Linked DNA regions of Homo sapiens: all the other regions are linked to region 3. Evidence: chromatin contacts called from ENCODE Hi-C or POLR2A ChIA-PET data. All regions are on one chromosome and are shown on one strand. The core of a region is the stretch at or near the end of the contact, and the rest is flanking DNA. Distances in the headings are between cores, read along the strand shown.

What was found. A loop is a pair of places that touch in the nucleus more often than their neighbours do. ChIA-PET counts read pairs that join two places held with the same protein, here RNA polymerase II (POLR2A). Pooled maps may share reads with other maps.
Region 1: a loop to region 3 is called in a map with no recorded cell type, with 12 times the contacts of the local background. The contact joins two enhancer-like sites. A Hi-C loop is called at or near these places in 3 of 37 single-sample maps with no recorded cell type and 4 of 50 pooled maps.
Region 2: a map with no recorded cell type shows a loop between it and region 3 (14-fold over the local background). The contact joins two enhancer-like sites. A Hi-C loop is called at or near these places in 8 of 37 single-sample maps with no recorded cell type and 4 of 50 pooled maps.
Region 4: a pooled map shows a loop between it and region 3 (3-fold over the local background). The contact joins the promoter of SOX11 here to the enhancer-like site in region 3. A Hi-C loop is called at or near these places in 1 of 168 maps with a recorded cell type or tissue (OCI-LY7), 5 of 37 single-sample maps with no recorded cell type and 5 of 50 pooled maps. POLR2A ChIA-PET finds 5 or more read pairs at or near these places in 1 of 52 experiments (OCI-LY7).

The regions. Positions count from the first base shown.
Region 1 is chr2:6,939,548-6,946,343 of GRCh38, reverse strand. RNF144A (ring finger protein 144A) reads right to left here. Exons shown (of 9, transcript NM_014746.6): 2 at 5,197-5,396. Among named protein-coding and RNA genes, the nearest start is that of GRASLND, 24 kb to the right of the region's middle. Within about 2 kb of position 2,188, at least 4 of the 41 ENCODE cell types and tissues checked have a DNase peak (open chromatin) inside an H3K27ac peak, as active enhancers do.
Region 2 is chr2:6,908,366-6,915,474 of GRCh38, reverse strand. GRASLND (glycosaminoglycan regulatory associated long non-coding RNA) reads left to right here. Exons shown (of 5, transcript NR_033997.1): 4 at 1,125-1,282; 5 at 1,811-3,199. Among named protein-coding and RNA genes, the nearest start is that of RNF144A, 5.5 kb to the left of the region's middle. RefSeq lists enhancers at 5,410-5,539, 5,670-5,719. Within about 2 kb of position 5,559, at least 5 of the 41 ENCODE cell types and tissues checked have a DNase peak (open chromatin) inside an H3K27ac peak, as active enhancers do.
Region 3 is chr2:6,341,553-6,348,484 of GRCh38, reverse strand. No RefSeq gene overlaps it. Among named protein-coding and RNA genes, the nearest start is that of LINC01247, 30 kb to the left of the region's middle. RefSeq lists enhancers at 2,236-2,285, 2,766-2,815. Within about 2 kb of position 2,809, at least 2 of the 41 ENCODE cell types and tissues checked have a DNase peak (open chromatin) inside an H3K27ac peak, as active enhancers do; they include OCI-LY7, where a contact is called at or near this core.
Region 4 is chr2:5,686,420-5,693,662 of GRCh38, reverse strand. It overlaps SOX11 (SRY-box transcription factor 11), which reads right to left and starts at 1,279. Exons shown (of 1, transcript NM_003108.4): 1 at 1-1,279. The coding sequence starts at 941. LINC01248 (long intergenic non-protein coding RNA 1248) reads left to right here and starts at 2,545. Exons shown (of 5, transcript NR_110580.1): 1 at 2,545-2,688. It overlaps LOC124908052 (a long non-coding RNA gene), which reads left to right and starts at 2,700. Exons shown (of 2, transcript XR_007088653.1): 1 at 2,700-4,586; 2 at 5,908-6,035.

The DNA.
Region 1 (6,796 bases), core at 939-3,438, 600 kb before region 3:
ATTATAAAGGCAAGATACTAATGGTGTTCTCATTAATATTTAATAAGGCAGTGTTAAATTGAGCTAAAATTAGAAGTTATTGATGAAGCTGTAAGTCTGAGAGCAGGCACGATATTTCTTTAATGAATGTATATGCATGTGTCTATGAAGTTCTGTTGTTAGGCTTTTGGGAATAATCAAAAGAAACTGTATGTTTAAAATAAGGACAAAAATACATTTGTTTTTGTTAAGCCTCATGACCCAACATTTCCTACTGGGTCTTCTTCCCTTTATCCCAGAAGCATGATATCACTCAATCAACCATCCAGAACCCTTTTGTTTTGAATCACATCACTACCCTTGACACATCTGAATGGTTCTCCCTGCCCAGGAGACAGATTCTACCTCCTCCTGATGGCAAATCTTCAGACTCCAGGCTCCAAGGGGCTCCCCAGCCCTGCTGTTCCAGGGCCCAGGTTCTCCTCATCTCTTTCCTCACAGCAGGCTCAAAACTGCCTTGGTTGTGATAATTCTTCTAACAGTCAGCATCCATTTCTCATTGTCTTAGTTCTACTCTGGCCTGTGCCCCAGTTTTGGGAACTGGAATCCACATCCTCACCTTGTCAACATTACCCAAAAAAAAAAAAAGTCAACAAAAAAACCCACATTCTTACAAACAGAAGTCAGCCTGTGTCTCCTCATTTATCCTGGGAGCCTCAAGCATGGGACCTTGCACATCATGGATGCTCATTAAATGCTGACTTGATCTTTCTAGAGAAATCTATACCGCCCTAGAAAACAGGCACTTGCTGTTCTCTTGCCAGTAGTTGACCGTCTCCCTCCAATTTGGCATGTATAAACACCAGGAAGGCTCAGAGAAGACTGACCCAGCAACAGACTGACTTAACATCATAGCCTAGAGCACAGAATATGGAGGAAAATGGCCCAAAGTCTGAAAAACAGAAGTAAACAAACCCCAGAAAACTGTAACTGAGCTAAATGTGGAAAATGTGGTTATGATTGATTGTAACAATACCATCAGCCGCTGCATCTCAGAAGAGCATCTCTGTTTCCATTTCTAAAAATACTGCTCATTTCTACACATTAGGAACTCTGAAACCAGGAGGAACTAGAGCAAGGTATCGGTCTTTTCGCTTCTAGTTCATGCTTTAAAAATGACCTTTGCCCTAAAGGCCAGCTAGCCAAAAGCAGACCATCAACGAGCCGGCCACACAAAGCTGCAGTTTCCCAAACGTGGCCGGTCCAAAGGCTGAGTGATGGCCAAGGCCAAGTTTTTAACCAACAATTTCTTTTCTTTTTAAACTACTGATATTTCCTACTTGGGAAAAACAAAACAAAACAGAACAAAAACCTGTATTTCAAAATTAGCTACTTCAATCATTGAAGGCTGGATTGAGGCTGCTTTATAGTCCATGAAAACCACCTCTCTTTATAAATTCTAAACATTTAAAAAATCTTTGCTCGTGCTGGAATGTCATTTTCTAGTATTTTGGCCACTTCACCATGACTCTTTTGTGAATATGAAGCCATTTCACAGTTCTTGGAATTTGTTTGAGACAGATTCCCAAACACAGCGTCCTGGGAGGTGGGCGTGGCCAACAGAGAGAACACAAAATTCTACTTGGCCTCGTGATGTGTTTTCTCCAGGGTTCTTTAATGTCTCCCTCACACCTGAGGAGACCCTATCTCGGGGCCAGCAAAAGCACTGCAGGGAAAGATGCAATAATCCTAATATGTTAAAGTTAAGATTAAAAAATAAACATAAAATTAGAATGCACTTATCTTCCAAGGAATGGAAGAGAAAGCGGGAGGGGTAACTTCAAATGGCAACTTTCACAGTGGCCACATCTGGGCCACAGTGCCCCAGCCAGGAAATGCAACCGTGACACCTTAGCAATGCCTTCCCAGTATCACCAAAGGGGTAAGTAGGCAATCGGGTAAGTGGAGGGGAAGATCTCTCCAGCAGCCCTTTTAAAGTACGGACCATGAAAACGTGAGACAGGATGACTGAGAAGCCGAGCCTTTGGGAGGAACACTGGAACTTGCAGCACCCGCAGACACCCCACATTCCGGGTTCCTCACACCACCTCAGATCACTGCCTGTGCCACTGCAGGTCCTTTCTCCATCACCCCAGGCCCATAGTGCCCGGCCTCCTCCCGCATCTCCAATGGCTCCTCCTCTGCTCCTTCCTCCCTCAGACCCGCTGTCCTCTCTCCTCACTTCCCTGTCTCAGTGCCCTCTGAGATTAGGATCCTCTCTCCCTGGCACACAATACCAATTCCAGCCATTCTTTCACTGTGTCCCTCTCAGCTTGGCCAAAAGATCACTCAATCCTTGACCTCCTGCACACTTCAACTCCCCATCAGGGCTGTCTAGAGAAGCATGCAGTCACCCAGAGTGGCTCTTTCAGTCTGGAGCCAGAGCTTCGAGTGGGCTGTGAATGCTTCAGGTGACCGCTCTGCACCTCCATCTCTCTAGAGGACTTTCTGCTGCCTCCTGGTCTCTGCAAACTTCCAATCCCTCTCCATGTAGCATGCTCAGATGCTGGCTTTGACTCCCATTTCACAAAGAAAGGTCGGTAATCAGAAGAGAACTGCAGAGCCTCCTCCTCCGAGCACCACCCACGCATGTATCTGTCATTTGGTCCATCCCCACTGGTAACTATCCGTGTTCCTCCTAAAGCCAGTAACTCCACTTTTCCACAAACCCATCTCTCTCTCCTACTCAAGAAGTGTTTTCAGCAGCCCTCCATCCCACACAATCAATATTTCACTCTCTACAGAATCACTCCCATCAGCATCTAAACATGCTGATAATGCTTCCAACTGAAAAATAATTCTCCTAAGCTTATTTACCCCACCAGATACCACCTCAAACTCTGCTCCCTTTTGCCGCAAAGCTCAACTGAGTTGTCTACAATCCCTGTCTCCACTTCCTCCCCTGCATTCTTCTCTCCAATCCAGCTTGTGTGGCCACAGCCACTGGACCACTGGTCCTGGCACTGATCCGAGCCTCCATTCTCAGTCCTCTCCATGCTCCTGGTTCCCCCGCTTCCTCCCTGGTTGTTCCCTCTTGTTCTCCTTTGCTGGCTTGTCCTCTTCTGCTCCTCATGAAGCTAGAATGCCCCAGGGCCCAGTCCTTACAACTCCTCTCTTCTTTCACTGGGGATCTCATCTGATCTTATTCCTTGAAATACCAAACAGAGGCCAAAGACTCCTATCACATCTCCAGCACATACCGCCCTCTTAAACGATCAGATCTGGATAGGACCACCCACTCGGTGTCTCCATGTGGGTGGCTTATAATCTTCTCACACTCAGCAAGTTCAAAACTGAACTTTGAATCTCTTTTTCAAATTGAGATGGAGTCTCGCTTTTGTCACCCAGGCTGGAGTGCAATGCCACGAACTCAGCTCACTGCGACCTCCGCCTCCCAGGTTCAAGCAATTCTCCTGACTCAGCCTCCCGAGTAGCTGGAATTACAGGCACCTGCCACAACTCTCAGCTGATTTTTATATTTTTAGTAGAGATGGGGTTTTGCCATGTTGGCCAGGCTGGTCTCAAACTCCTGACCTCAGGTGATCCACCCATCTTGGCCTCCCAAAGTGCTGGGATTACAGGCGTGAGCCACCGCACCCGGCCTCTGAATCCCTTTTTGCACCCAAACCTTCTCTGGCTGCAACCTACTCCATCTCCACTGGTGACAATTCCACCTAGTTACTCAAACTAAAGTGCCTGGAGTCATTACAGACTTTCCCCTTTTCCTCATATTCACAACCACTCTGGAAGGACATGGTAAGGGCTCTCTCTTCAGACTATCCAGAATGTGGCCACTTTTCCCTGCTGCTGCTGCTACTGCTATCTGCAGAGTGTGCCCCACTTTCTCTTGTCTGGATTACTAAAGTAAAATTCTCCAATGACCTCTGAGATGGTCTCCTGGGTTTTACTCTTGTCCTCCGCCCTCTCCAACGTCCTCTGAGATGGTCTCCTGGATTTTACACCCTTGTCCTCCACCCTCTGCAACGTCCTCTGAGATGGTATCCTGGACTCTAGCCTTGTCCTCCGCCCTTTCTAACGTCCTCTGAGATGGTCTCCTGGATTCTAGCCTTGTCCTCTACCCTCTGCAGTGTCCTCTGAGATGGTCTCCTGAACTCTACCCTTATCCTTCACTCTCTCCAATGTCCTCTGAGATGGTCTCCTGGACTGTAGCCTTGTCCTCTGCCATCTGCAATATCCTCCAAGATGGTCTCCCGGATTCTACCCTTTCCTCCACCTTCTACAGTTTATTCTCAATGTAGAGGCCAGAGTAAGCCATTTAAAATGAAATAGACCCTGCTTCTCTGCTTAAAACCCTACACTGATATCCCATCATGAACCTAGAATTCCCCCACAGCCTGCAATGGCAGGCACAGCCAGGTCCCACTATGCCCTGCCCAGTCCCAGCTCACAGCTCTGTGCTGAGTCCTTCCAGCCAGGCTGGCCTGGGTGCTCCTCCAGCTGTCCGTATGCTGCAGCCACCAGCCCTTCTGTCTACAGCGCTCTTGCCCAGATGCTAAGTGGCTAGTTACTGCGCCTCCTTAAAGTGCATGTTCAATTTCACCTTTAGAGACCTCCCTGACCACTCCACTTAAAACTGCAACCTGCCCCGTCGTACTAGACATGGTCTACTTTTTCTTTTCTCTACAATATCTAGGCCTTGTTGCATAGTATATAATTTGCTTCCGGCTACTGTCAAATGAGAATTGTCTGTCTCTTCCTGACTGTCCCTACCCCCATCCTCCACTTGTATTCCTCACAAACACAGAATCTTCGTGAGAGCAGGCACTGGTGCTGCCTCACTGAGTTCTGAGTTAGAGCTGTGCCTGGCACACGCAGGAGCTCAATCCACGTGTTCTCTAGTGAATCAGGGAGATCTAAAACAGGAGACTCCAAGGATTGTTAAAAGCAGCAAATGAATAAACCTGGAAATCTTTCCAAAGTATAAACAACTATGATGGCATAAAATAATGTGTTGAACACTATCTTAAAATTCATTCCGGGGAAACCTACTAGAAAATTGCCTTTATGGTATGGCTTAACAGGTATAGAAAAATCCACCCAGGCAGGCCTACTATCTTTTCCAACAATGGCCTGAGATTCCACTAAGAAGAGATCAATGAACGTTGGGAAGCCTTCATTTTCCGAATTCAAAGTTACCTCTGAGAAATCCAGAGGGGAGGAGAGGAAATGTCTTCAGGCCAGGTCCTGGTGTCCTGCTGTGCTTATACACACTCAGATGTCTCTGCCCTCAGGTCAGGCACCCATAGGGAGAAATGGGAGAAGGTCTCTGGCACCAGGGCTCCCTGCAGAGCTGGGGGAGGCTGGGGGCATGTCAGAGTCAGCAGGGTACTGGATGCCTAAGAAACAAGAGAAGAACACAGGCAGTTAGAGGAGCAGGGAGGAGAGGAGCAGGGCACAAAGCCTTTCTTCAAGCCCAGAGGAAAGGCTACTGACATTAGAAATCTTATCCAGTCAGACAGTTGTGAAGCATAATAGTAAACTGGAGAAAAAACTGAGGTTTACTATGTTAAAAAAAAATCCACCAAGAAGTTAATGAATAAATCCATCAACACAGACAATTCTGAGATAACAAACTGTCCCTCGATCTTCATTCTGTCCCCTCCTTTTCAATCACAGCCATTCGGCTTTGCCCAGTGAGTCTCCTATAGAGAGAGGTGCAAGTCCACAGAAACGCTTGCTTCTCAGGGCAATCATGAGAAAAATAACTCAGAAGTATATAATAAAATAAAAATAAAATTAAAAGAGGATAAAAATAAACTAATGAAAAAAAAGGCAAAACGGAAGAACAGAAGAACACAAATAACATTACGATCCATGGAAAACAAATAGTACAATGGCAGACATAAATTCAGCGTTATCAGTAATTACGCTAAATGGTTTAAACACTCCATTCAAGGGCAGGAATTGGTTGAATGAGTAACAACTATATGTTATTATAAGAAACATAATTTAGAATAGCACCAGAAAGAATACTTAGAAACAACTTTAACAAAAGATGTGTAAGATCTGTATATTAATAACTACCAAAACATCATTAAAAGAAATTAAAGAAGCCCTAAAAAATAGACATCCCATGTTCGTGGATGGAAGACAATGTTGCTAAGATAGCAACACCTTCCAAACTAATATATTAACAGATTGATTAATTGGTGAATAGATTACATGTAATTGCTATTAAAATCACAGCTGCCTTTTTTCAATAAAAATTGACAAGCTGATCCTAAAATTCACACAGAAATCCAAGAGACTCTTAGTAGCTAAAAGAACCTAGAAAAGAAAAAAAACTTGGGGGAGTTACACTTCTTAATGTCAAAACTTACTATAAAGCTATATTAATCAAGATAGTGTAATAGTGACATAAGGACAGACATATGGATTAATAGATTAGAAGTGACAGTCCAAAAGTAAGCATCTACATTTCTGGTTAATTGATTCTTGACAAGAGTATCATGACATTTCAATGGGTAAATGATAGTGTTTTTTTTTTCAACGAATAGTGCTGAAAAACTGAATCTAAACACAGACCTTAAACCTTTCACAAAAATTAACAGCAAATGAATCATAGACCTAAATATAACAGCTAAATTTATAAAACTCTTACAAATAAAACATAAAAGTAAATTTTTGTGATCACAGATGAAGAAATGGTTTCTTAAATATGGTGCTAAAAGCTCAAACAAGAAAAAATAGATACATTGTAATTCATCACAGTTAAAAATGTTTGCATGTCAAAAAT
Region 2 (7,109 bases), core at 4,310-6,809, 560 kb before region 3:
GCCTATCATGGAGTTCCCCATCCCTAGATCTCTGATCTCTGAGCTGGTGTAATACTTAGTCTTTGTCTGTGTTGATCATGGCATCTGCCACACTTAATGTTTGTGGCATTCACTTTCTGATGCTTAGATCTTACGATTCTAGAGAACAGCATTTTTCTACATATTCCCTCTTAGGGCCTTGAACATAATAAGTGCTCAATAAATACTGAGTGAAATCCTCTACTCTGAGCTTTGCCTCTGAGCAGCTGTCCTAGTTCTCTCCAACAAGAAGTTTGTTGGGTCTCTCAAGTTCACTTCCACCTGTCACTGTCAGTTTTCAGTCCAGCCCCTTACTCAGGTCTGGCTGGCCCATCTCCCCCAGAGGGCTGTCCCATAGAGCCCATTGTAAAGGACACTCATTGTTGCCAAGAGTTTGTGCCAATGCAGTATGACTCACCCTTCACTCATTGAACAAGCTCTTCCTGATTACCTAGATGGGCAAAATTTCCCTGCTCATGCGAAGCAGGCTGGCGACTCAGTGCTGCAGCAAATGGCCCAGAAGCTGGGAAAGCAGATAGCCGTTCTGACACTTCTCTTCTAGACAGAAAATCAAGGGAAGCTCAAGACCCACACTTGAATTTTTTTTAAAAAATTAGACAAGGGGCTGGGTGTGGTGGCTCATGCCTGTAATCCCAGCACTTTGGGAGGCCGAGGCAGGCAGATCACCTGAGGTTGGGAGTTCAAGACCAGCCTGACCAACATGGAGAAACCCCTGTCTCTGTTAAAAATACAAAATTAGCCAGGCGTGGTGGCACATGCCTATAATCCCAGCTACTCGGGAGGCTAAGGCAGGAGAATCGCTTGAACCCCAGAGGCAGAGGTTGCGGTGAGCCGAGATCGCACCACTGCACTGCAGCCTGGCAACAAGAGCGAAACTCAGTCTCAAAAAAAAAAAAAAAGAAAGAAAAAGAAAAAGAAAAGAAAAAAAATTAGACAAGGAAGTTTATGTGAATTTGTAATCACACATTCCATAAATATAGAAAATTCACTTTTTTTATTTTAAAAATTAACAAATTCCATTTCTTGTTTCTCTAGAGTAGCAGGAAATCAAATGTCAGTTCTCATTCTGACTTTCTCTCCTTAAGGACACAGAGGAATCTGGGGGATATTATGGTTCTGGGAATGTGGAATGTAACGTCTCATCTTCAGCCCATCTGTGCTACTGATCATCTCATTCCAGAAGCCATGCCTTCTCTCAGGAGCAGACAGCACAAGACTTTCCTGCCAGAGGCACAGTCCCCAGGTGAGCCACACAGCCTTCACAGGGTAATGCCAAAGAACAGAGGAGAGTTCCTGCTACTCTCCGGGTCTTCTTGGCAAAGCTTCTGATACAGTCTGGCTGTCTCTCCACCTGAATCTCATCTTGAATTGTAGCTCCCATAATTCTCGTATGTCATGGGAGGGATCAGGTGAGAGGTAACTGAATCATGGGGGTGGGTCTTTCCTGTGCCGTTCTCGTGACAGTGAATAAGTTTTATGAGATCTGATGGTTTTATAAAGGGGAGTTCCCCTGCAAATGTTCTTGCCTGCTGTGACTTTGCTCCTCCTTGCCTTCCGCCGTGATTGTGAGGCCTCCCCAGTTATGTGGAACTGTGAGTCCATTAAACCTCTTTTTCTTTATAAATTACCTAGTCTCAGGCATGTCTCTATTGGCAGTGTGGGAACAGACAGACTAATACAGCTTCCCTTGTCTGTACTCTTACCCTTCTCCCTTCAAAAGCATCCTCTCTTTCTTTTCCAACCTTTCCAACCTCTCGAATAATCTCTGCAGTGGGAGTAGCATCCACATAAGACAGGATGCAGAGATGTCTTCAAGCAGCTTCAAACAAAACTTCAAGAAAGAAAGTGCAAGTGAAAAAGGAAATTCATCCTTCCAGTCACTTAACACAGCACTGTCACGGACACCTTGTGCCTCCTTAAAATTCGTATACTGAAGTTCTAAGCCCCAGTACCCCAGAATGTGACCTTCTTTGGAAATAGGGTCATTGCAGATATGATTAGTTAAGAGGAGATCATACTGGAGTGGGCTTTAATCCAATATGACTGGTGTCCTTATGTAAAGGGGAAATTTGGACACAGACACACACAAGGAGAACACCATGTGAACTGAAGTCAAAGATTTGGGTGATGCTTCTACAAGCCAAGAAATGCCAAAGATGACCAGCAAAGCACCGGCAGCTGGTGGAGGAGCCTGGACCAGATTCTTCCTCACAGCCCTCAAAAGGAACCAATCTTGCCAAAGCTTTGACTTAGACTTCTAGCCCCCTGTGATGGTTAATGTTAAGTGGCAGCTTGACTGGGTTAAGGGATGCCCAGATAGCTGGTAAGACAGTATGTCTGTGTGCATCTCTCAGAGTGTTTCTGGACAAGATCAGCATTTGAATCCTTAGAGTAAAGAAGATCTGCCCTCACCCACGTGCATCACCCTATCTCTGGAGAGCGCGAACAAACAGGAGGAAGGGCACATATGCTCCTTCTGTTCCAGCTGGCACATCCATCTTCTCCTGCCCCCTGACTTCAGAGCTCCTGGTTCTCGGGCCTCAGGATTCCAGCACTTACATGAGAGCGTGCTTCCCCCTCCCTACTCCACCCCTAGGTTCTCCGCCCTTTGGCCTCTGACTGAATTCCACCACCAGCTTTTCAGGGTCTCCAGCTTGCAGACGGCAGATCGTGGGACTTCTTGGCCTCCATAATTATGTAAGCCAATTCCCATAATAAATCTCCTATCTATCTATCTATCTATCCATCTATCAATCATCTATCTAGTCTATCTATCTATCTATCTCTATCCTATTGATTCTGTGTCTCTGAGGAACCCTAATACACCTCCAGAACTGTGAGATGATACATTTCTGTGGTTTAAGCCACTCAGAAGGTGGTACTTTGTTTCACCAGGCCTAGCAAACTAATACAAGTGCATGGAAGGTGACTACTCATGACTGCAACTTAGAGAACAAGGGTTATAATAAAAATAAAAGTGTTATACAAAGGTGGCAAGATAAATGACAATAAATGAAAATATTAACATGTGAATTAAAAAGTAAAGATATTTTTCCTAGCATTCTCCCAGAAAGTAGAGACGCGTCTCTCTTGTTTGCCATCATATCCAGCAATGGCAAGATAAGTTCTAGGCACTTCATAAAAATTTGTTGAATGAAAGAAATGAATCTTCTGTGGTTCTTTATTAACCGGATCTTCTATGCATGGCTCAAATGCAAGCTCCGTAGATTCTACTTAGAACTGAAAAGGACCCAAGAGAAAGTTTTGTCTGATCTTTTCACTTCACTTATGGGAACACTGAGGTTTACCGAGGCCATGCCAGATCCAGGATCCCTGCTTGCTCAAGGCACACATGGTAATATTACAGAAGGCTGATTCAGAGGTCTTTTAACTTTTTATTACACTGCTTTTCTATAGTAATCAATTGAATATGGCCCTTGGGGCTTGACAGAATTTTTAAAGGCTTTCTCAAGTCTCAAAGAATGATTATATTTAACAGCAGACAGACCTCATTGTGGGCAAACATTTAATGCTCACTAAATAGCCATGCATTTTCCCAGATTTTCTGGCCCCCTCACAGTCAGGCCAGGGCATGTGACTCATTTTGTTCCATAGACTGTAGACATAAGCCTCACTTTTGAGCCAAGGCAATGAGAAAGACCTTCATGACACTGAACTTGCCCATCACCATCCCAGTGATAACAGAGCCACATATTGAGGTGGTGGGACCACCAAATGGAGTCAGCTGGATCTGTGGGTTGCCCACTGGTAGGATGATCCTCAGGAGAACATGAACCTGCATGTGTTAAGCTATTGAAATTTTAGGGTTTATTTGTTATGCCAGCATGGTCTTGCCTAAACTAACAACTAAAGCTAACACATTCACTGTAAACTGGTTTTGAGTAGCAGTAATTCACAGGTACTTGAGTCTTGAAGGAGAGCCCAAGTACAATACTAGGTAGGCAGAGTAAGTCATTCAGTCTTAGACATGAGAGCACAGTTGAGGCAGATAGCCAAGAGCTAGGAAAAGATGGGAACCTGGAAGAAATTCAGGTAGCAGATAGGTGCAAGGGGAACACAGTACACAATCCAGGTCTGTGTCCTGGGCAACAACTCAGGTGCCCACAGCTCATTCCTAGTGGATGCTGCCACATGGTAACACGTGAGGTTTAAAATAAAGAGCTATGGGGGAGAAACAGGACTTGCTATTCCACCTACTGAACAGGGCTCAGGTGATATATCGCAAGGTGGATGCTTGAATGCTTCATGAAGATTCCCTACAGAACCAAGGCAGTCATTATCCCGTGAGCTGGGACTGTTGGCTGTGGAAGGCTCACATCCCAGGAATCAATCTTGGCCAAAGGTAGCTGCCTCCTGCAAAACTCCTTCCAAAACCGCTTGCCTGGGACATAACATATGTCTCATTTCATATCTTTGTGTGAAAGTTTGGTCTATTGGGTTGTATTTCTGAGAATCGCTTGGCATACCTTGGGACAACACTGAAGGGCTCCCTAGCCCCAGAGTTCCCCAGCAAATGCATCCCAGCTCCCCTGTGTCCTCATTCTTCTACAGGAACCCTTCCTAAGCATCTCTTAACCACCAACCTCCATCTCAGAGTCTGTTTCCCAGGGAACCTGACCTGAGACAGTAAGATGGGGAAAGTGAGCTCCAGCAAGATTGCAGAAGAAGAGAATCATAAAACATTTTCCTGACAATAGATTGTCTGGCTTGGTAGGACCAGGAGGTTTATCTGTTATGGATAAAGGTGGCAGGTGGGCTTGAGCAGGAATGGACAGAATCTTGGATGCCACCTAAGAATGGAAAGTTCTGGGGGATAATGGGAATAAAAAATAAAAATAGGGGCTATAGAGACCCTTTCTGGATGGAAACATACTTAAAAGGCCCTTTAGAGGTCATTTTGTTTCATTGCTGTATGTTTCTAAGTATTTAACTTTTATTCTGCTATTATTTTAAATGCTCCTCACCTTAGATTATTCAATCTCCTTAAAATACATACAGTACTTAAAAACTCCTCTCTCTCTCTCTTTCTACACACACACACACACACACACACACACACACATCGCCACCACCATCAACAACAATAACAAACGCAAACACTCTCATCAAATCCCCACACCTTGACGGCCTGGAAAACTTCTCCTACTATTTTAAACTCCAGTGCACCACTGACACCTCTAGTAACATTTCTGTCACTCCCCTGGGTTAGCCAATCTTTCTGCTGAGCTGTGCTCACACCACTTTTGTTACTCTCTTATTATATTATCATATTTGTATGTTTGGCATTAGACATGAAAGAATGTAATAGTCCAATGAAAGAATGCAAATTCCTCTTTTTCCTTTCCCCATCTTGCATGTGTATGAAGAACTCTATCAGTCTGTCTTCTCCTTCCTTCTTCTCTCATTTCATATCTTCGTGTGAAAGTTTGGTCTATTGGGTTGTATTTCTGAGAACCTATTCTTATCAGAGGATCACAGGGCAAGACCACAAGCCACTTCCTCTAAAGAAGACATGCACTCACAGTTTCTAATCATCAAGAGGAGAGCAGGCTTCACAGATTGAAACAAGCAAATAACAACAACAAATAAAACCCAGAAACCCAGAAGCTGAGTCCCAGGCAGTTTGGAAGAAAGAAGGACAAAGCCCTCTGCCTGAGCTTGGCTCGGGCTTTGCTGCCAAAGTCAGTTTAGGTTTCATCAAGATCTAGCTATGCATTTCAGTTAGACTCCCTCAGCTCCAGTTTCCTTAGCAATGAAATGAAGGATGATTACACTTCTCTTCTATGGTTTCTCTGAGCATTTAAAATAAAAATTATGCAAAGCACTTAACACCATACTTGGCATGCCCACTTCAGGGCTCAAAACTTTTTAGCTGCTAAAATATGCGCTCTACCCTTAAGGACCATATAGTTTAAGTTAAGAGAAGAATTGTGTGTCCAGTGGTAGGAGGCAATGGCGCATTCCCCCAAGACCGAGAGTATTGTGATTCCATCAGTTGTAGAGCCACCCCCAGGGAGAATGTAAATCTTGGTCAATATTGTGAAATGGGACTATGAAGTCCAATGCCTTAACCCCTATTGAAATTGTATCTCCATCATTAGCCTTAGACAATCTGAATGTTATTTGTTATGGGATCATTTTGGTTAGGACGGGCTAATCTGTGTTACAGTAACAAGTAATCTCAAAATGTGAACTGTCCCATATATGCAGTTTGCTGTGACCGTATTTGTCTCTCCAATACTATCCTCCCAATAAGCACACAAGATCAAGGTTGCCTGTTTTTAGACTCAGCCATCTCAACATGAGGCCTCCTCTGTAATCACTGTGGACCCAAAAGCAAATGTTGTACAGCCTTGTACTAGCAGTTAAATGCACTCATAATTGGCCGGAATTAGTAGCTTTGCTTAACTGAAAGAGGGTGAGAAAGTATAATTTTCTCATGTTCACAGAAGGGGGTATGAATAACTATTCAAAGTCTTTACAACAGGGAGTAAAAATATTTCCTTCAAGGAACAGTGATTAAGGTTACCAGTTTTCAGTGAATAGCTAATGCCTGATATACCACTGAATAAATTAGGGATAGTCATGGTGGCACTGTGACTTGAATTTGAAAACAGGCATCTGATAAGACAAGTCAGATCTTCAGGGGTATTTCATTTGGGGAGTGTCATGTTTTATAAAACTTGAACACCTCTAAGAGGAGTATGTTCTCTAGCTCACCCTGGCTCCCACCACCCTGTGCTGTCTTATATCAAGTTGCTTCACACATGTCTGTATTTCTGATTTTTGAGGCCACTTGAAGGCCGACATTGGACCCCTCACAAAACAGAGCAGAGCATTTTTTTGTTTTGTTTTTTGTTTCCATAGGTTATTGGGGAACATGTGGTGTTTGGCTACATGAGTAAATTCTGTAGTGGTGATTTGTGAAACTTTGGCACCCATCACCCGAGCAGTATACACTGCACCCAATTTGTAGTCTTTTATCCCTCACCCACATCCCACCCTTTCCTACTGAGTCCCCAAGGCCCACTGTGTCATTCTTATGCCTT
Region 3 (6,932 bases), core at 1,560-4,059:
AGTCTTATTCTTAAATCTGACTTCATCTTTTATCTCTTTCTATCCAAACTAAAATGTTTCATTCTGATCTAAACTTCAGAGACTTTTCTTTTTGGGAATAGGGAAAGAAATACACCATCTTAATGAGGAGAGCAGCAACATTTTCCTTTCCACTCTTGTAGCACATTCTTTCTACTTTGCTATATCACATGATTACCCAGTAACCATTTTGGCTTCAAGATTATTAGCTTATTAAGGACAGAAACAATATTGTATAGATCTATTGAATCCTTATAATATCTAAACTGGTGCCTTGAGTAGACTATGCAACTAGTAAGTTTTTATTGAATAAACAGGTTTCATATTTTGCAAGACATCTTGTATTATCTTGAATATTTCCAAATATTAGAAATGTTCTCAAATTTTGTGATTATTTCTGCTTTCCTCAGCTTCTAACAGATTGTTTACTCCATAAAGCCCTTCACAGTTTTCCTAAGCATTTTCTCGTGTCAGTCTAACAAATATTTGAAGATAATTATATTGTGCTTCTGAGTATTTTTTTTCTATACCATTCTCCTTAATGCAAGTTTCTTCATTTTTAGCTTTTAAATGTAATTATCCAGATTGCTCTTCTCTGAGCATTCATCTATAACTATATGTGTGTGTGTAGATAGATAGATAAATAGATAGACAGGTAATAGATAGATAGATATGAAGATATGAAGATACCTGTTAAATATATCTTAGTAAACAGAATTCAAAATTGGATCTAATAATCTGAGGCAATATGTGTAGCTAAAATAAATGGAACTATCATTGCTATCATTTTTATGTAATTCTTCTAGTGATGCTAGTAATACTACCAATGTATATATGGCTACTTTTAAAGTCATATAATTCAGTTAAATCAAAATGATTTTGATTTCAATAAAACCCTTGCTTTTTAAGGCTAGATTGTCACTATCTTATTCTTGCATTTGTTTACGGGAGACCTAAATACTATAGATAGATAGATAGATAGATAGATAGATAGATAGATAGATAGATAGACAGATAGATAGATAGATAGACAGATAGATAGATAGACAGATAGATAGTGATAGACAGACAGACAGACAGACATAGAGAATATTTGGATGGATATTTATTTTGCAATACGCACTTGACATGTGTGATCTAATTCTCACAACCACTTTGTAAGGTAAAGGCGATTCTTATTCTCATTACACAAATGACGAAATTGAGGCTTAGGAAGATAAGTGTACAAGAGTAGGTGATAGGGCCTGGATTTTGTTCTTAAGAAAATTTCCCCTGAATCCTGGGCCTCTACTCACTTCTTCACAGTCATCACTCTGCCTGATGAGGTATTCTTGGAGTTGTGTATGTTTGCCTTTCACCTGCTGTTTCATAAATGTCATGCCACCAGGAAAATGGCTAGTTGAATCAGATATACTTGAGAATACTTGCAGAGGTCTATACATGTGTTCTGTTGGAAAAACTGGACTAGTGGGGTAAGAATGGGGGTTCCTCCTTCCACCTCCAGGTAATTCAGAGGGTTCTCTGCCAATAACTTTTTCCTAACTGAATCTATTGTAACTCAGAATATTTTTTTTTTCTAAGAGTAAAGTTTTGGGCCAAGTCCTACTTTTTGGTGGGAATATCTGTGGACAAGTGGAATCTTGAGTCTTCTCTTAAAACTAATTACTTGGCTATTGTCCTTTCTACACAAATGCAGGGAGAGCCCTGTGCTACTGTTACAATGATGTCTCCTTATTGGGCTGAAAGCACTGTATGAACCATCTTGTCAAAAGTGCTAATGAGTGTATATTTATATTTTCAGGAGAGTATCAAGGGTTCTTTCTTCCCTTGATCTTTTGCACAGAATTAAATAAAACACACCTGGGAAACATACTTATAGAACAAGGTTGAATTTTCTCTATTTAAAAATTGATTTGAGAAAGAAAAGCATTTAAGAAGGAAAGAAAAATAAAATCAAGGAGTTGATTTGAATTAGAATAAAGAATATTGTCCTGAACGTCAGATCACATGTGCTTGATGATCAGCTCACCTCTGCCCTTTTAAAGGCTTTGTTTCTAGGATATCAAGATGCATCAGACGCCATGTCAAAGGCTCCCAGAATTTGAGACTTACATCTCAAAGGCTGTCACATCCCCTGTCCTGCAGATTTCTTATAGAGAACAATACCTGCCTTATAAGACTGGTTCTGGTAAGTCCTTTAATTTTTGGTGTCCAATCAGTTACTAGTAGATGCCAAACCTTGAGTTCATGTTTTAGTTACAGACTTCAGCTCATACTTTCTCAATTATAACACTAAGAATCGTCCTTTGGATAATAACGCTTATATCAAACCTAGAGACTACGTAAGCACAACTTTTCTCTTTTACTGTTCTATTCACAGTTAAAATATCTTTGTGTGTGTGTGTGTGTGTGTGAGAGAGAGAGAGAGAGAGAGGTGGGATAGAGAGAGAGGGACAGAATGAGAACAAATCTGGATTTGTCAAGGAAAAAAATGTTCCATGGCAAAGGAACCATGAGTTGACCAATGGGTACCGATATCTACTGTACACAAAGGATCGAAGCCAGTCCTGAGGGCTAGACGGGAGAAAACATCATAGTGACCCTAACCTGTATTTAAATGTATCCCGTAGAAGTTAGCTAGACTGCAGCCAGAGCAATACAGTGAGTAATCACCAAGTCATGTTTCTGAACTCACATGACTCCTCTGAAACATGTGGTGAAGATATTTGAGGCATTATCAAACACCTGCAGATTTTCAGTTCCTCATTTCTTGCTCATGTGATTTATTAACAGTTCTGCTAATGCAGATAGAATGCAGCCTCAAATTACAGCAGAGGAGAGGGTTGAATGCTGTGCAGCCTATGCTATTCAGAGTGCAGAATATCTGCAACCTAGTTGATCATTTTTGAATCATCAGCTCCATCTTTTTGTTAAATTAACAATTTAACAGCTGCTTTCATCAAAGTTCTTTTGTGTCTACCAACACGATACTGTAATTTTTTTTCCTAAATGCAATTTCCAAGATCATTTCTGTCTTTTCAGTCCCAGATTACTGATTTGCATGTTTGATCAATTTGTATACAAATGTTCAAGAATTTATAAACCATCTAGGGAGCATGAAACACCCTCTAGAGCTCTAGAGAATAATTTGATCCATCTCATCATTCACTTACTTAAATTTCTTTTTCATTAAGAACAGGTGATGAATGAAGGCAGTAAAATATGACTGAGCTTAGGTATACTGTTTCCTAAATAGGAAATATTGTAAACCAAAAGATTTTCACAAAATTCTAGTAAGTGGGAATATTGAAAATTGAGTCAGATTTGTCATAGAAAACATATTTTTTTCTTTTTACCTTTTGTGTTAGTCGGCTTGGGTCACCATACCAAAATACTATACAATGGGTGGCTTAAACAACAGAAATTTATTTCTCACACTTCCAGAGGCTGGGAAATTCAAGATCGAGTTGCTAGCCAATTTGTTCTCTGTCAGGGCCTCCTTCTTGTTTTGTAGATGGGCACCTTTTTGTGACATCCTTGGTGCATGCAGGCACACACACACACACACACACACACACAGAGAAAATGTTCAGGTGTTTCTTCCATTGGACCAGAGCCCAGGACCTCATCTAAACCTACTTATTTCCCCAAGGTCCCATCTGCAAACACTGTCGCATCAGGGGTTAGGACTTCAAAGGATACAATTTGTTTGCAACATCTTTTATAACAACTCAGTCTGCAACACTTCTCATATCTCCAACAATATTTAGGCTTTAATTTATTTTAAAATCATATTTCTAAGCTATATGCATAATAGTACAGCCTGAATGTCTTGAGCTCAAAAGAAGACCTTTAGAAAACAATGCACCTAGATTTTCAAGGAAAATCTATGCTACGTTTGTGGCAGAAGCCACTTGAATTGGCTGATACAAGTTTCTTTCTTGGCTACTGGATCTCATTAGAACCAGCTTCTCCAGATTGGAATGACCTCCTTAAGGGCCCTGAGTATCATCTTCTGTGTCTAGTTAAATTGAGGAGGAGGCACAACCTACTACGTAGCCTTTGCAATCAGGAACAATCAGTCCCCCTTGAGCATTCCTCAGAACAGGAACTGTTCAAATCTGCCCTTTCTCTGAGCTTGTGGGTCCAGACAGTGCAGGAATAGCTGGACAGGTTGGAAGAAGAGAAGGCCAGGAAAATTTCCAGAAAAGTCCCTGAGGCATTCATTGGAGCCGAGAGTCAAGCTCAAGCAGCAAGGTACAAAATACTAACATCAAGTCCAAAGGGTAAAAGACTGAGTTAGGATGGGCTAATGGAATAAGAAGTTTTGGGTAAGTGGAAACAAAGTTGAAATAACAATAGCCCCAAAGCAAATCAGAAGGTTCACGTTTATTACCCCAAACAGTGCTGGGCCAACTGTAGCTTGCCTTATCAGCTACTCCACGTTGGATGAAGATAGCTTTGATCTTCTGGCTTAAAGGATCAGAGGCAGTGTGAGTAGAAACTCAACCGTTTCCCAAAGGGTGGAAAAGCAAATGATATGGCTGGCAAAACACGACTCTCAATGCTTTGGCTTAGATGTGATACATGCCACATTCATTTACATGCCATTGGCCAAAGCAAGTCACACAAACAAGCTTGATGTCATCTGGGTGAGGATACATACTTCTCCAATGGGAGACACTACAAATCCCGTGCATGGTGCAACTGTATATAATTCTTTTACAAGAAAGCAGAGTGAATATGAAGAAGCAATAGTTCAATCTACTACATCTTTTGAAAATAACTTTCCCTTTAGAAAGACCGTCATTTCTCTTGCATGCTTGCTGTTTCCTTCCATTTGTTTTTCAAAACACTAATCTTGGTTAGATTCACATATAGTCTTCATGCCTTTATCTGTGAAGGTGAACACCAGTATAGAATGTTTAGAAAAAGACAAAAGAGTATAATATCATCTTCATACATTCATAATTAAGAATTTCAATTCTCACTCAAAAATTCTAAGAAATCCTACCGGTTTTCCTCTACTAAGCTCATTATCCCACTCTCTGCACTAACTATTTTAGACCTTTGTTTTTCTATTCAAGCTCATCACCCATAATTCCCCTCTGCACCACTCCCCTCACATGCTGCCCACAGATGGCATTGCCTCTCATTTCGTTAGAAAAACAAAAGCCATCAGGTGCCCCCTCACCTCCCCAGCACCGACTCTGTGCACCTGTCTGAGCCTGGACTCATCTTCTTCTTTTCTGTTCTCTTTCTGTAAGAGTTGCTAAATCGTGATGACTGAAGGATGTATAATTGGTACTAAGTTTCAGAAATAAGCCTCCTTAGAGGCTCTGGTAGTTAAAAGAGGATTCCGGTGATTCCCAAAGTTTGCAATAGTCCATTTCTCTAATCTGTCCATGTTTTAGGCGTCCAAAATCAGCAGTTTGCAAAATGCCAACTGTTGACTACGTCAGAATCATGGGATTTCTACCCATGATTCCTACCCCTGTATTTCCAGGATGGGACCTGGAAATACGTATTTTACTGTCTGTCCAAGTGATTCTAATGCATTGCTCAGTATAAAGGTACCTATTACAGAACCTAAGGTGCCTTTAAAGTTTTAGATCTGTGGTTCTATAACTTTGCCTCATAATAAAATTACCTGGGGAGCTTTTAGGGCGCCTGAGGCCCAAGTTACACTCTGGACCAATTAAATTTTAATCTCAGCGGTTAGGGCTAAGAAGTTGCCATTTTTAGACCTTCACAGGTGTTTATGATGTGCAGCAAGCCTAAGAACAACTTCTCACTTTCAGCGAAGTGTGCAAGGCTAAGGGTGCCTTCTGGCTGCACTCAGAGGGGCTTGGATGGGGAGTGCAATATCACAGCTCCACATTGAGGAAGCATCCCCAGGGATGGTTTTGCAACAGAAAATATTGTTCATGCCACTCAAACTGGGAAAAGACCACCTTGTACCAAATGGAAATAATTAATCTATGAAGAAAAATACTGCTGAGGCAGCATAAAATGCTGTAAAGTGTGCCAGACTCAAGGTCAAAAGAGCTGTGTCTGTTGTTTGTTACCTGGGACAATCTTGGGCAAGGAATTTGATTATTCTGAACTGGAGTTTTCTTACCAGTAAGGCGGATGCTACAGTACCAGCCTTGTTGTATGGTTGCTATTTTATTTCATTAAGAGAGCTGACAACTGACATATTCAAATGGTCAGAGTGCTTTTCATTGGAATTTGGGGAGCAATTTGGAATTCCTTATTTGAATCTGGAGTTAAATCTTTATTAATACATGTAGTTTTCTTATTTGTTTTTATATTATTAAACTCTTTTCTAACCTTTTAGAGAGCCAGTCTAGCTCTTTTGTCTTAGAATAATTTTACATCCCATTTTCTTAATTGGCCTAGAGATTCTGTAGTATTGGTGCTTGTTTTCTCTATTGCTGCTGAATACCAGGAAAGAGCCAAAGAGTACCTTTGTTGCCCAGATATCTGATAAAGTCCAGATGCATCTGGAAACCATTTGGAATTCACGGGCAAATGAAGTAGGTCATAAAATATGAAGAACTCAAGAGAAAAAATAAACTACCAAGGTTGAATTATAAGGTAAGGTCTTAGCTCTTATCTTTCTTAATAATGCCTCCTCTGCTTGCCATGGCAACCACATGTGCTGGCAGTTGTTATGGCAAAGGGAGAGGACTGCAAATAGAAGAGAACTGTAGGATTCTGCAATGGAAGAAGGTATTTCTGAGACTAGTAAAAACACAGACCAACATGTATTGTTATGATCTAAGCCTCATGTGTATGAATAAGGGGGTATCACAATGAACTAAGATTTCGTGAGGCACGTTCATCTTCATTTTTTTTTATTTGTTGCAAAATGAGGTCTCATTGGTGAGTCCTCATACTGATGCCTATAA
Region 4 (7,243 bases), core at 30-2,529, 650 kb after region 3:
CTGTAGTAGAGGCGGCTGCCGCCCCCGGCGCCCGAGGTCGCGCCGGCCCGCACCTCGTCGTAGAGGCTCGCTCCCTCGGGGGACTCCGCCGAGCTGCTCAGCGTAGGGCTGGCGGGCACTTTGGCGACGTTGTAGCGTCTCAGCAGCTGCGACGGCTGCTGCCCCGGCGGCTGCAGGAGCTGCTGGTGCGGTGGTTCCTCGTCCTCCTCGTCCGGCTCCTGTTTGATCTGCAGCTGCAGCTCGTCGTCGTCGTCGTCGTCGTCGTCGTCCTCATCCAGAAACACGCACTTGACCGTCTTGCCCGCGCCGCCGCCGCCCGAGCCGCTCACGCGCAGGCTGCCCAGCACGTAGTCGTCGCCCGCGCCCCCGTAGTCCCCGGACTGGGCCGCCTTGCCCGCGCCCGCCTTGGCGCCCGCGGCCGCGGGGGCCTTGAGCTTGCCGCATTTCTTGCTGGAGCCCTTGGAGGTCTTGGCACCGCCCGCGCCTCCGCCCGCGCTCCCGCCGCCGCCGCCGGCCGCGCTCTTCTCTGGGCTCTGGCTGGCGCTGGGCTTGGCCGAGGGGTCCATTTTGGGCTTTTTCCGGGGCCGGTACTTGTAGTCGGGGTAGTCGGCCATGTGCTTGAGCCGCAGCCGCTCCGCCTCCCGGATGAACGGGATCTTCTCGCTGTCCTTCAGCATTTTCCAGCGCTTGCCCAGCCTCTTGGAGATCTCGGCGTTGTGCATGTCCGGAGACTGCTCCATGATCTTCCTGCGTTCGATCTTGGACCATACCATGAACGCGTTCATCGGCCGCTTGATGTGGCCCGACGCCGTCTTGCACCAGTCTGGGTCGCTCTCGTCCAGGGCCACCGGGCTGCAAGCCATGAATTCGCCCTCCTCCGTGTCCAGCGCCTCCCGGGGCAGGTTGCTCTCCGCTTCCAAGCTCTCCGCCTGCTGCACCATGATCCGCTGCAGGGCTGGACGCTCCAACCCGGGCCGCTGGGTCTCGTGCGGAGGTCCCCCTCCCCCTCCCACCCCTCCACCTTCCTGGGCAAGTTGCAAAGTCCTCGGCACCCCGCTTTCGCGGCTCCCCCCCTCCCCCCCGCCCCCCCTTCCAGGCTGCACACAGCGGCTGTGGTGGCTTCGGCGACGACGGCCGCCGGCGCGGTGGGAGCTGCGGTCGCGACAGGAGAGGCGGTGGCGACGGCGGTCGAGGCAGCCCGGGACCCCTCTCTCCGGCTCGTGGCTCCTACCGCAAGCGCCGGACCCCGAGCTCTCCCAGGCGCGCGCGCTCCTTCTGCAAAAAGTTGAGGTCTCTCTCTCAACTAGTTATCAGGGTGTCATATGGGTGACATCACTCCCCCAGCTAGCCAATGGCTGGGGGCCGGCTCCGCCCATCTTCCTTTATTAACTCGGAGGCCCCGCCCCTCCACCCCGCCCTCCGGGCTGCTTTGCAAAGATGGGGGTGGGGGGAGAGGAGGCATGTCTAGAAATATGTTATTTTTAAAAAATCCGCGTGTGTGCACAGATGCGCCTGTTCCCGGGATGCTCGGAAGCGGCGCGCGGCACCACGGGGAGCGGGCGGCCCGGGGCGAACCGGGATGGTTCGGGCGCCGGCGCTAACCGAGGACCGGGTCCCGGGAGAGGCCCCGCGCGCCTTTGTGCCCAGTCCCCGGGAGGCCCGACGGCGACAGCGGACGGCGCGCGCTCACTCCCCGGGTGCACACACTCGGGCACGCGCCCAGCCTGAGACGGCGGCCTCCGCCCGGCTCGCGGTCAGCCGCGCCCGGCCTGCCCCGGGGTGGGCGCAGCTGCTCCCCGGCGAGCCCCTCGCGGGGCTCGGCCGCTCCCCCGGGTCGCCGCCCCGAGCCCGCCCGGTAGCCCCGCGGCGGCCCTGGCCGACGGAAGGTGGCGCTTGAAGACAGCAACCTTCCCGGCACGTGGGCTCTGCTCTCCTTTTCCCTTTCTCCCTTTTTGTAAGGCAAAGAAATCAATTTAAAGCTCGAGAGGCGGTGAGCTCCCTCCCCCGTTTTGCATTTTTCTGTTTTGTCCTTTTTCTCCGTCTGTTTTCCCTCCTCGGTGGTGTTTGGGGACGCGGCTGTGCGGGTTGGGCTGCGCCGCGCCCCCGCGCGCCCCGCCCCGGGCGGGGGCCGGAGTAACGGTCTGCGGGGCCCTCGGGTTCAAGCTGGCCACTCCCAGGGCTGGCTCCGGAGCGGGCTCTGGGTCCCGCAGGCTCCAGCAAGCCCGCGCCCCGCCCGGCGTCCCTGCGAGGGGCCCGGCGCCCTCCTTCCCTTCTCCCTCTGCTCCCCGCCCCTCCTCTCCCCGCCCCGTCCTCTCCCCGCCCCTCCGCCGCTCCTTTCTCCTTCCCAGGCCTCCTCTTCCTCTTTGTCCTTCCCCCATCCTCGGTCGCCAGCGCTTCTCCGGCAGCCTCGTCCTGAAATCGTGCGATTGTGAGCTAGAAGCCTTCTGGGTCACTCATAAACCAAAGAGAAAATAAGGTGCACTCGAGTTTCCCGTCTAAATATTTTCCCTGGAGATGGAAAGGTGCGCTGGCGGCCGGGGAGCCGCGACCTGGGGCGCGCTGGGCCTCGCAGAGCAGCCGCGGACCCCGGCGATCGTGCCGTGTTCGTCTCCTTTGTGTTTCTTTATTGAGTCCCTACTACCTCTACGGATATTCTGGGGGCAATTAAAGAAAATCACCGCTTCATAGGTATGGTCTGTCGCCACCCTCGCCTTCTCCACACCCCCCAGCACTGGGTATCTGGGAACTTTGAGCAGTTCCTAAGACACTGCCCGGATCCCTTCACCAGAGAAATCAGCCGTGTAGGACTGGGAAAATTATCCGAATCTGCTTCCTTTCAGGTGCCCTCCTGCAATTAATACTACATTTCTTAAGTATTGGATCTTCTCTGAGGATTCTAATATCATAAAATAATACCGTGTTTTACACAGATCATGATTTGAAAAAATTACCGCCATTGCGATAAGCCATTCCCGCCCCCGTCCCCCACTTCCCCGACTCATCCTAAAGAAAAACACTGCATCGAATACTTGGAATATTCAGACCAACTTAAATCTTGATAATGCTGGCAATTTATTCTTTCCAGGGCCATAGGAACCAAAAGAATTTACAGTCATTCATACTGGGTGACTTAAAGTCTGGAGATGTATAAAATCCAAGGCAGTGTGTGAAAACTCATCTTCACTCCCGCACGGCGAGCACTAGGTCTTGTTTTTCTCTTACAGCTCACACGTTTTTCAGCTATTGGGAACACCACCGGAGGGAGGGTGGGGTGGAGCACAAGGTGAACCTACACCCACCTCCCCACAACTGCAGGACAAATCCACACTCTAGAGAAAAGGATTGAAATATTTCAGCTCAGCTTCATTATTTGCTTGCAAAGTGTGAGGGCACCTACCATTTGGGCCTCGGAAAGAGAATGCATTTGAAAATCTTTGGCAAATTCCATATTGATTTGCTATCTTTACGCTATAGCAAAAATCATGCTTAGCTTTAAAATGAGAATGATCTGAATATAGTAGGAGTGAAAAATAATAGATTTTATTCTCATAGCGCTGCGATCTTTTTAGAGGAAATAAAAGTTAAAATCTGCTCTTTCGAACAAGAAATATAATTTCTGTTCAAGGCAACATGAGCCGTTTGTTGGAGAAGATAAAGCAAAGATTGGGATTGCTAAAGCAGGCACTGAAGGCGGCACAGGCGGGTGCTACAGCTGAATCCCCCCTGTCATGTAGGAGAGGCCAGGCAATTTTCACAAGAGATTAACTAGATTGCTATTTTGTAGCATGGACTCACCCCACATACTTAATGTTGTTAGACGTAGTCGAGTGAGGAATGAAAAAAATGATAATCTGTATACTTTATTTTTGCTCCCTAAGGGAAAATTTTTAAATAAGTATAGCATTTAAAAAAAAATATGGGAACATGTTTGAGAGTACGCATGCTTCTTACAGGAATAATAGTTACTTCTGAAAACAGATGTTTGCGCCATTAACAGTAACCAACTATTTAGAGAAATTTTAGGCTACCAAATAGAAAATATAGCCTTTAATAATGCACCTCTTGAAAACCTAATTTAGTAAAATGGAAATAGGTCTACTGTTTTTTAAGCCACTGAATGTATATCATAATTAGGATCATTGGTTATCTTTTTAGAGCCAATATTCACTCATTTTTGTGTGTGTCTGTCTATATACTTATTTATAAGCAAGATATGTAGTTTGTTTGTTAACCATAAACATTGTTGGATACATAATGTTCAGAATCTTAAGAGTCACATCTGATTAGAGGCACAAATGACTATTTTTATGGTGATTTTTACCTTTTCATAATTCCATCTTTACAAAGAAAATGTCACGTAAAAGGACTATTACATAAAGAGATGAGATATTTCACGATATCTCTCAAAATTATAACACAGCCAGAGTAAGAAGTGTCCCTTTTTCTTAGGAAAGAAGCATTTTTCTAAGCAAATAATATGCTAAAAATATCACTGGGTAAATATTTGACTTATCTGATGGATTGACCACCATTTTTAGAAGTATTGCAACCACATGCATTCCCCATCTCTGAAATGAAGTTATAAGGTAGGATCCTTTCCTTTTTTCTCCCTTTACCTATTCTCCTGAAATGAGTTCACTCCTTATTGTTAGCTGTATCTATTTATCTCAGCTTCAGCCTTAAATCTTGAATTTGGATCTGGTTATATTCTGTCTACTGGACATTCCTTCTTATTCCTTCTTAAGTGTTCCTCAGACCTGGTAATGAGTATAGATCGAACAATCCTACCTTGAAAACACACACACACACACACACACACACACACACAATGAACCAGTGGATGCTGTTACCCTGTTTGGCTCATCAGAACATGTTTCAATAGCTAAAATAATGTTGTTAAGCTTTTCACTCATTTATTCTCTGAATTGACCACTGCAGAGTGTGATCCATGAAAGCCAGAGCAGTTGGGCAGTACAGCACAGGGCAGCGGCTTGGAAATTTATTTTGATCATGACCTATTTTATAAAACACCTTTTTACATCATGACCCAGTACTCATGCTATACACATATAAAGCAGAAACCAAAGCGTCAAAAATCAGTATCTCTCTTTTATGTGCAATTCATACTCTTTTTTATTCTATTCCATTCCATTCCATTTCTGTAAATGCTAGTTAAAACCCACTATTAATGAGGCACCACTGAAGTTTGAAAAACACTGGCTTAGGTGTTCAGAGTTACGGCTCAGAAGCGTTCTGCCCTGGATTGAAAATTCTGGTTCCACTATCTTTTCTTTTTCCCGCGTGGCTCTCATCATGGAGCGCTTGACTTTTAGTTATCAATGCCCAGATAATTCCACAAACGTACTGCCTCCAAAATTCACGTCTTTTGAAATTATTCATATGAGATATGTATTCTATTTTTTTAAATAGACTTTATTTTCTAGAGCAGTTTGAGGTTCACAGCAAACATGAATGGAAAATGCAGAGCCTTCCACATAGTGTCTATCCCCACACATACACAACCACCCCCACTCGGTGGTACATGTGTTACGATCAGTGCATCCACAATGACACATCATAATCATCCAACATGCGTAGTCCACATTAGGCTCACTCTTGGTGTTGTACATTCTGTGGATTTGGATAAATGTATAATGGCAGGTATCCATCATTATAGTGTCATGCAGATTATTTTCATGGCCCTAATCATCTGGCCTCCACCCACCTATTCATCCTTCACCCCTCCAAGCCCTTGGCAACAACTGATTATTTTACTATGGCAATAGTTTTGCCTTTTCCAGAATGTCAAATATATGGAATCATACAGTATGTAGCTTTTTCAGATTGGCTTCCTTAACTTAACAATATGCATTTTATGTTCTTCCATGTCTTTTTATGACTTCATAGCTCATTTCTTTTTGGCAATACATAACATTCCATTGTCTGAGTATACCACAGTTTATCCATCCTCCTACAGAAGGACATCATGGCTGCTTCCATGTTTTGGCAATGATGAATAAAATCTGTTACAAGCATCCTTGTGCAGCTTTGTGTGTAGATGTAAGTGTTCAACTTGCTTGGGTAAATATCAAAGAGTGATACTGCTCTATCGTGTGGTAAGAGGTTGTATAATTTCATAAGAAACTTTCAAACTGTCTTCCAAAGTGGCTGTCCCATTTTGCATTCCCAACAGCAACGAATGAGAGTTTCTACTATTCTACATCTTCGTCAGAATTTGCTGTTGTCACTATTTTAGATTGTAGCCATTCTACTCGGTCTGAAGTGCTATCTCATTTTTGTTGTAATTTACATTTCCCTAGGCATATGAGATGGACTGTCTTTCCAAATATTTACTTGCCCTCAGTATATCTTCTTTAGTGATATATCTCTTCAGGTTTTTGGCCCATTTTTTTTAAATCAGGTTTTTCATGTGCTTATTGTGAAGCTTTAAGACTTCTTTGTATATTTTGGGTAACAGTCTTTTATCAGACATGTCTTTTGCAAATAACTTCCCCTAGTCTGTGGCTTGTTTTCTCATTTTCTTGATAGTGTCTTTTACACAAGTTATTTAACTTATCCTGTGCCTTCGTTTTCCAGTCTATAAAATAGGATACCAGTAACCATTCCATCATGTGCGTGCACGCGCACACACACACACACACTCATGTGTGCAGAGACACAGTCCAGGTCCTGCTTGATTTGTTAGAATTGCTATAATGATTAAATACATATGAAGTGCTTAGAACAGTGCTGCGCACAGTAGAACGTTTACAAATGTAGTCTTTATTATTTTAATATTTCTTCTTCTGTGCCTGAAAGGGTTCCTGGCATACCGTAACTATTGTGTAAGTTATGAAGGGATTTTCATATTTGCTCACATACCCCAGTAAGCTCAGTCAATTCTCCTACCCGAGTCACTCCTGAGTTCACTTCCTCCTGCATGTTTTGACCATCAGTGTGTATGTTTCAGTTTTCCTCTGGGCTTTACACATTTTTTAGTAATGGACACCAAACTGATGTCCCTGTTTCCACTCTGCAGACAGACTATTCATTCCAACATGCAACAGGGACCATGGGACTTGCCAGCGTCATGCTCAGGATGCCCTTCACCATTAGGACAAAATCCACGTCCCTTTGCAATGCAAGCAAGGCATGACTCTTCTCGTTTTGCCTCTGTAGTTTCATCTTTGTCACAATTAAGGAAAACACAGAGTATCAGCAGGGCAGGATAGCACAGGGCAGG